Linked DNA regions of Homo sapiens: all the other regions are linked to region 1. A link is a loop called in an ENCODE intact Hi-C map of the cell type or tissue named here. Cell type or tissue: PC-3. All regions are shown on one strand.

Region 1 (2,500 bases):
AGCCTTGATTTCTCCTGGTTGTTCAATGTCCCTGGACGTATTTATTAACGCCTTCTTTTGTACTTTGAAACCCATTTTAGCACTAATCATTTCACTACCTTTGTCTTTTCTCTACCAAGTTTTAACTGATGTGGAATATTTTTACTCTATGCTCTTCTTTTTAGGCATGTCAAGCAAGAATTTTGCTCTCTCATCAGTCCTCTGTGATAGTACATTGAATGTGTCATGCAATTAGCATTGCTGTTTTTCAGAAGAATTGAAGCACTATCCTGATAATTTGGTTCTGAGCTTCACTTCTGCCTGAAATGTCTAGATAATTGCAGCATATGTGGGTGTTGTGAGGTTTTTTTCTGCTTGAATTATCCAAATAATTGCTTTAATTCTCCACTTTGCCTTACATATAGAGACACAAAGAAAGTGGATCAAGAAAATGGAGGAACCACGGGAATTTTTTTGTGGAATCCTTATTCTGTGCAAGGCTATGATCTGATTGCCTTCTCTTCTGAAAGGAAGTGCCTTCTGGTCACCAATATGTCACTTGCCTGGTATCTCTATTTTGAGTATTTCTCTCTGTGTGAACTGCTGCTTAGCTGGCCAGGACTCAAATGGTTTCTTACATAACCCAGGATATTTTCTTAGATTCTCTTCTATGAGTCAGTGAATCATAATATTCAGGGCATATCAGAGATAAAAGAAGTCCAGAACATCAACCACCTCTCAACCTCTGACCACTGACCCCACCATTATATAGATGTAGTCATTGAGACCTAAAGGGGTAATGTAAATATATACGCTTTCATAGAAAATCGGTGCAGAAGCAGGAACAAACAAACACAGGATGTATGCTAACTGTGGACCAAAAACAAAATGAAAACTCCAAAACTGATTTTACTTATCTTTTCCCTAAATGCAAATAAAGCTCACAATATCAGTTGAGTCATCTATAAAACATGATTTAGGGAAAACTGGACGAGTGACAACAGAGGCTCTCTCCATCTCTTCCCAAGGCGGTACTCTCCCCTCTTTTGTTGAGTAATGTAGGGTAGAGAAAAAAATAAAACAGACCTACATAATTCCTCCAGAAAAGGGGACGGCACCTGAAAGCAAGAAGTATGTCTCCTTCCTCTTCTTCATCCTCTGCAGAGTTGTTCAAGAAGTCAGCTCTCAGGCACCAGCTAAAACTCTGGAGCCAGCACAACTCCAATTTTGGAAACTACCATTATGGAAAGAAGAAAGTGAGCACAGCCGTGAGAGGTCTATGGCTCCGAATATGGAACTCTTCATCCTCTCAAACCTTTCTCCAGCTTCCATAGAAGACTTCATCTTCTTATCTCTATTATCATTTTCCTGCTCAGTGAAAGTTGCTCTTCTACCTCCACCCCCAGGCCTGGGGTGTGTGTGTGTGTGTGTGTGCTCCTTTGCAACTCAGCTCTAGGTGTCCAAGCAAAAGCTTGAGTTTTGCCGTCTCTTCCTTCAGCTTGGGATTCCTGTGGAAGGAATTGCTGACAGTGAACACTGCCCACCACTAGAGAGCAGTCAAAGCCAACATTTTCCTGGGCAAAAACTTCTAAGAAGTTGTTTTCAAAGGAGCCAGGTTCTCTTGGTCCTCTCTTTCCCTCTCTCATCTTTCTCAGGGCGGAGCACCCTGTCGGTCTCCTTCACAAAGGCATATTCTACATGTCTATTTAGACATTATGGGCGCAATGAACACTGTGTTAATTCTGCCAGAGAAGCCATTGTCAAAAACGTTTGTTCTTGAAATCTTCATGTTTTTACCCCATCAGCACAAACACAGCATCAAGCTGACCTAGGTGAATCATAAAATGTTGAAAATAAAGGCAATCTTGCAGTTAAAAAAAGAGTTATCTTCATAAATCCATAAAGGAAACAAAATCAGACCTTGGTTGATTCTTCCCTAACCCTCTTTAGTGAGACTAACAGCAGACAAACCTAAGCAGGGTCCTATGCACATCTTCAGATATGCTTTATTCCTTCAGACAACATGCTTTTTCCAACCTTAATGAAGAGAACAATTGTGCCTCATATAGGCTGTCTTTCAAATTTCAGTAGGTCCATGTCTACATTATTTAACTTACTTTAATGAACAGTAAAAGAAAATAATTATTGCAGATTGGCCTGTTAGTGTGCAGGAAGAATCCTCTAGTCTACTAGACTGGAAGGTGAAGAAAGGGAAAAAGAACTTCTGGAAGGAAAGGTAGCTGGATTCACATTCACTCTGGATTCAACCTTAGATTTACATTTGAATCATGTCTTTGCCACTTGCTTAAGTGTAACCTCAGGCAAGTTACTTAAGTTCTCTCTAAATCTTAGTTTCTTCCTCTGTAAATTGGAGGTCATAAGTGTTTTCATCAAATAGCATAGTTTTAAGAATTAAAAGAACAGTGTATGTAAAGCACTTAATAAAGATTTGCTGTTATTGTTCAGGAAGAGAACTTTGTGACTTATTTCTGACTTCTTCCTCTATTGCTTTATTTCTATA
Region 2 (2,500 bases), 1.1 Mb before region 1:
CTTGCTCTGTCGCCCAGGCTGGAGTGCAGTGGCGCGATCTTGGCTCACTGCAAGCTCTGCCTCCCGGGTTCACGCCATTCTCCTGCCTCAGCCTCCCGAGTAGCTGGGACTACAGGTGCCTGCCACCACGCCTGGCTAATTTTTTGTATTTTTAGTAGAGATGGCGTTTCACCGTGTTAGCCAGGATGGTCTCCATCTCCTGACCTCCTGATCCACCCGCCTCGGCCTCCCAAAGTGCTGGGATTACAGGCGTGAGCCATCGCGCCAGGCCTTACATGCTATATCTTATAAGTCTTCCCTCTCTGATATTCTAGAGCAGGACACATCTATGAAGCAGAATTCTTATCCATATGGGAAAGAAGATTTGGGGCAGCATGGGGTATTACATGAAACACTGTTGCCATCAGATCTGGGCCCTGACGTTAACTTGCAGGACGTTAGGAAAGTTAACATTCCTGGGCCTTGTCAAATGCAGTCAGTGGCCTAAGCCATCTCCATGGTTTCTTCTGTGAATAAGACAGTCAGTAGCCCTGGGGGTCTAATATAATCATTGCCACTAAAATATTTTATGCCTTTGAGATAGATATACTAAACCTCTTTTTCCTAATTTCCTCATTTTTAAAATTGATATTCTATTATTTCTATGGCCTTTCCAGCATGAATATTCTGTAATTTGGGGTCTTATAATTTAATTTTATATTCATGAGCCTGAGTTTCTATACTTCTGGAATCAGGAAATATAGTAAGATATGTACGTGCATGTACAGGTGTGTGTGTGTAGAGAAGGATAGCCTGTGGATTAAGGAAGAGCGTCTAGGCACATATCCAGTGCCCAGTAGGCATTAGAAACTGTTAGCTGTGTTAAGCATATCAGCTCCTTTAATCTTCTATCATTCACTATAGCCTTTAAAGGTAAGTGTTCTTAATGCCATTTAAAGGAAGCATAAAACTTTGAGAGCGTTGTATAATTAAGCTCCAAATCCATGTCAGTGTGATTCCACAAAATCATTCTGCTTGCTGTACTTCAAAATCCATCATAAGAAAATAATTTATCTTACAATATGGGAAAAATATAATGGAATGGGTTGGAGTGAGGTAGGGAATGCATTAGCTTATTAAAGTCTCCTAAGAAACTTACAGGAGGTAGGCCACAACACTTGACCTCTCCCTCACAAAAACAAAGACAAACAGAACCACCACAACAATTACCCAAAACACTTCGATTACACATAGACATAACTCAGAAGCGGGAGGTGAAGTTCCTGGTCTACGTGCCTGGAGCATAAATTTGCATTCTGAAATGAACATTTTAAAAGAGATGTACAAATGGTTACACTATTTAGCGCCCGCAGCCAACCTGAATTAATTATTCAAGAACTGTATGAACTGTTGGTGCATCTGGATCCTGCAAAGGATAAGTCACACATCTGTTGCTCACTCCTCTGGGCTTGTCTCTGAAGGGTGATGGGATTCACAGCCGCTTCTGAAAAGCAGCCACTAGATGGCGACCTCACCCTGATCTCTCCTGACAGTGAGTTCGTTTCATTTTCCCTGGAAAATAAATGCTCCAAAAGTATAGTCATAAAGAACTACAGAGCTGAGGGTACTATAATGTGTCTCTCTCAGTCATTATTCTTTTATGAAAACTTTGGAATAAAGCTATTTGTAAATTGCACTTTCTTTTACCACTAATAATTAAAAAGCAGGGCCAAGTCACGAAATGCCATTATCCAGTAATTTGATTTTTTGAAATTAATGAAACGCTTTCATTTTCAGACGTGTCCCCCCAACCCCCCGAACTTCACTGCTGATGGAAGAAAGCAGCCAGAAGGATAAAGAAATTTGAGAGGGGAAAAGTGCTGTTTTGCTTATGAGTTACAATCTTGGGTTGCTTTTTATAGTGATAAGGGGTTGGGAAATTTTAATTTTAGTTCACAGAAGTCATAAAATCAGGCAATGAAACTAAAATACCCACAGTCCTCAAGTTATTAAGTAGTATCTCATTGGCTTATTTAGTAATCCCTTTAATGTTCTTTAAGGCCCCCCTAGTGTGTCCAATTTCAGCTAGTTTATAGAAATGATGTAAAGAATAGGTCTGGCTCACAAGAAATCAAAAGCAAGGATAGAAATATTCCTCAACCTTGTGTTTATCATTTATTGTAATGTGATTGTGTTCTTGGAAAAGCATTAAGTTCGGGTGACAGTTAATAATAATTGATTGATCTATGTTTCTATTATTAAGAATACATTACTATACCAAGCATAACTTGAGTTATACTCCTCAGAATTGGGGCCTAATGCTGCATGAACTGCCTCCTCTGCCTAGAACTTCTTGCTAGTACAAAAACTTGCCCTTGCTAGTAGAAAAATTTGACTACACTGGTTCTTGTTGACTTTTCCTGTCCTTACCTACATAGCATGTATAGCACCAAGCTGTAAAAAGTCATTTTGCAAAATTTTCCATTTAAAATGTATTTCTCATAGTAATTTTTAAAAACTT
Region 3 (2,500 bases), 790 kb after region 1:
CTTGGTGTAAAGAACAGGAGAAAAGGAGAGGCAAAGACATAAAGGAAACATATAAAGGTTTTAAAATATAAAACAAATTATTTTATCAAGATGGTTATCTATCTGTTTAAGAAGAAACATTATAAGATGAACCACACAAAAAGAGTAAGATTTTGCACCTTCCAAACAAGTTCACAGGTCAGGAGGAGAAAGAACTGGAAACTGGGAGCTCCAGAGACCCAAGTTCGCCCACACTTTGTGGCTTTGAATCACAGCATCACTGTAACTTGATTGCCCATCCAAGACTAACACTGGCGAGGAAAGTTTCAGGATCTCATTCTCAGATAATAAACATAAAACTGTAACTTTTTTGTCACAACCATACAAAATCCATTAAACGATGAAATAATGAGGTTATAGTTCTAAATACTATCCTAATACTTGACCACAGTATGGACAAAGATATATAAGAAATAACAGCTTTTCATTTTTTGAGCAATGAATAATTAATACCACAACTTTAATATTTTTTAAAAAGGGATTTGGGGTACTTAATAGAAATACAAATTAACTAGAAACACAATGAGTCATGAGAGCTATAAAAAATGCTTTTCCAACAACTAAAGAAAAAATAGGCAAAGGATAATCTATCTGTTGGATAAACTATCCAACAGAACACCAATAGAAAATAAATATAACTGGGTAGATGGACAACAGTGTACAAAAGGAAATCACCACCAAAAACAAGAAAATAACAATTAGGAGAAAGAGGTTTAGGTCTACATAAGATGAATATTTATAGAAAGTATCTTTGGGAAAATTCTGCATGCACAGCTTCGAAATATTAAAAGTGGAAAAGGGAATGGGAATATATGATTCCCGCGAAAAAAATGCTCATATCAAATTATAATCTGTTTTACTAGATATAAATAGTTTCTTCCATAGAGGGAGGGAGGGAAGGAGGAAGGAAGAAGGGAAAAACCTGTAATCCTGAAGAGGAAGCATGAAACTATAATACAAAGGCAAAGAAATGACAGTTTTCATGATAAATACAGCAGGTGTCTTCATATAAAATACACAATGTGTCATACTTTTTAACAGCAGAGGGTAACACCGTTTCAAATTTAAATTTGTAATAACAGACAGTTAATTAGATTTTTTTCATTTGTGAGGCTAGTGCCAAGTACACTTTCAGAAAGCCCTAAGAGTTGAGAGTATACACACTATAAATAATTGTTTTTCAATAAATTTGGCCAACTTTAATAAACAGTGTCTACTACTTCACAATTAATGGTTCAATACTGACGACTAGTGGTCAAAACTTGTAGTAATTCCCTATCAAGTATTCTATGACCTTTATCAATTTATTTAAAACATTTAATGCAAATTATGTGAAAATCTAAATTAAAAGATATTGCCCTCACAAACATTCAGAAAAACACGAAGAAAAGGAATTGTATCTACAAAGTCTCTTTAAAAATTCTTTCTGTCCATTATTTGCAGTATCCCAAAAGAAAAGTCAATCAGCATTTGCTGTCAGCTCACAAAGGAAACAGTTCCATGAAATGTCACTTTATTCACGCTCACACAGCTATGTTAACATTCTTCATAAATCCATAATTAATATTTCAAAGAGGTCTACATTTAGAATGCATGTATCTGGGCATCTCCATTCTAAATTTCTTTTTCAAACTTTGTTAAACACAAAGATATCAAAAATCCAGCTGTCTTTATTAAGTTGTCAGTATAGTTTGAAAACCAGCAACCCACTATACGAAAATGTTATTTTTATAGAGTTGAATTATGTTTAATTTAACTATGATTGAATTCTTGAAGAATGTTTATGGAATTTTGAATATATCATTGTAACTACTATATAAACTTCAAATAAGTTAAAATTGTTTAACTTTTACTTTCTGTCTTCAGGAATGAGAGCAGTAGAGTAACACAAGGTATAAAAATCTTGGAGTGAAATTTACCAAGAATGTTATATGCAGCTGAACAATCACTTACATTTGGAAACGTCAATTTCTTTAGCACCTGTTCAGTGAGCTCTGTGTGATAAACCCTGTACTACCTGTCCCAGAAACAAGGGTAAACGAGATGCACAAAGCCCCTCCAATGGAGTCTACATTCTTTGGCAAAAGGCATATAATAGCATAAGCAAACAAACAATAATTATAGTTTGTGTTAAATGCTATTTTTAAAAATAGAGTAATATGATACATGACAGTGAGCAATGGAACTGAAGGGGCGATTTTAGAAGGCGAGGAGGAACGGGAAAGTTTTCCCTAAAGAGGTCACAATTGAGCCTGAGGAACGAGAAGGGAGAAAAATGTTCCAGTAAGACACTGAGAAGAATCCAATGTAGCTGGAACATAGATATCTTAGACTAATAAGTACTGTATGTTTAAAATCTTAGAACAGCTATCAAAAGAACAGAAATATAATCTACAGCTCCAAAGCAAACAGAAAGTATAAAAATGAATATATAATATACTCCACTCCAAATAGAAATGGG

Evidence for each region. A loop is a pair of places that touch in the nucleus more often than their neighbours do. Peaks named below come from ENCODE experiments on the same cell type or tissue, not always from the same donor. Only the 100,000 strongest peaks of a DNase experiment are listed, where the experiment ranks them.
Region 2: a loop joins it to region 1, with 2.9 times the contacts of the local background. A loop is called at or near these places in 5 of 110 quality-filtered maps.
Region 3: it touches region 1 in a loop (10-fold over the local background); 64 of 110 quality-filtered maps call a loop at or near these places.

What each region holds. Positions count from the first base shown.
Region 1 is chr14:80,054,861-80,057,360 of GRCh38, forward strand. No RefSeq gene overlaps it. Among named protein-coding and RNA genes, the nearest start is that of DIO2-AS1, 160 kb to the right of the region's middle. RefSeq lists a silencer at 1,366-1,660. In PC-3, CTCF peaks have their summits at 1,520 (motif pointing right) and 1,720; a DNase peak (open chromatin) is centred at 1,531; H3K4me3 peaks cover 413 bases; H3K27ac peaks cover 889 bases.
Region 2 is chr14:78,958,384-78,960,883 of GRCh38, forward strand. All of the region lies in intron 11 of NRXN3 (neurexin 3), which reads left to right. Among named protein-coding and RNA genes, the nearest start is that of NRXN3-AS1, 120 kb to the right of the region's middle. In PC-3, CTCF peaks have their summits at 1,503 (motif pointing right) and 1,704; a DNase peak (open chromatin) is centred at 1,488.
Region 3 is chr14:80,849,127-80,851,626 of GRCh38, forward strand. The region is part of intron 9 of CEP128 (centrosomal protein 128); the gene reads right to left. Among named protein-coding and RNA genes, the nearest start is that of CEP128, 91 kb to the right of the region's middle. In PC-3, a CTCF peak has its summit at 1,290; no DNase peak of the experiment used is centred here.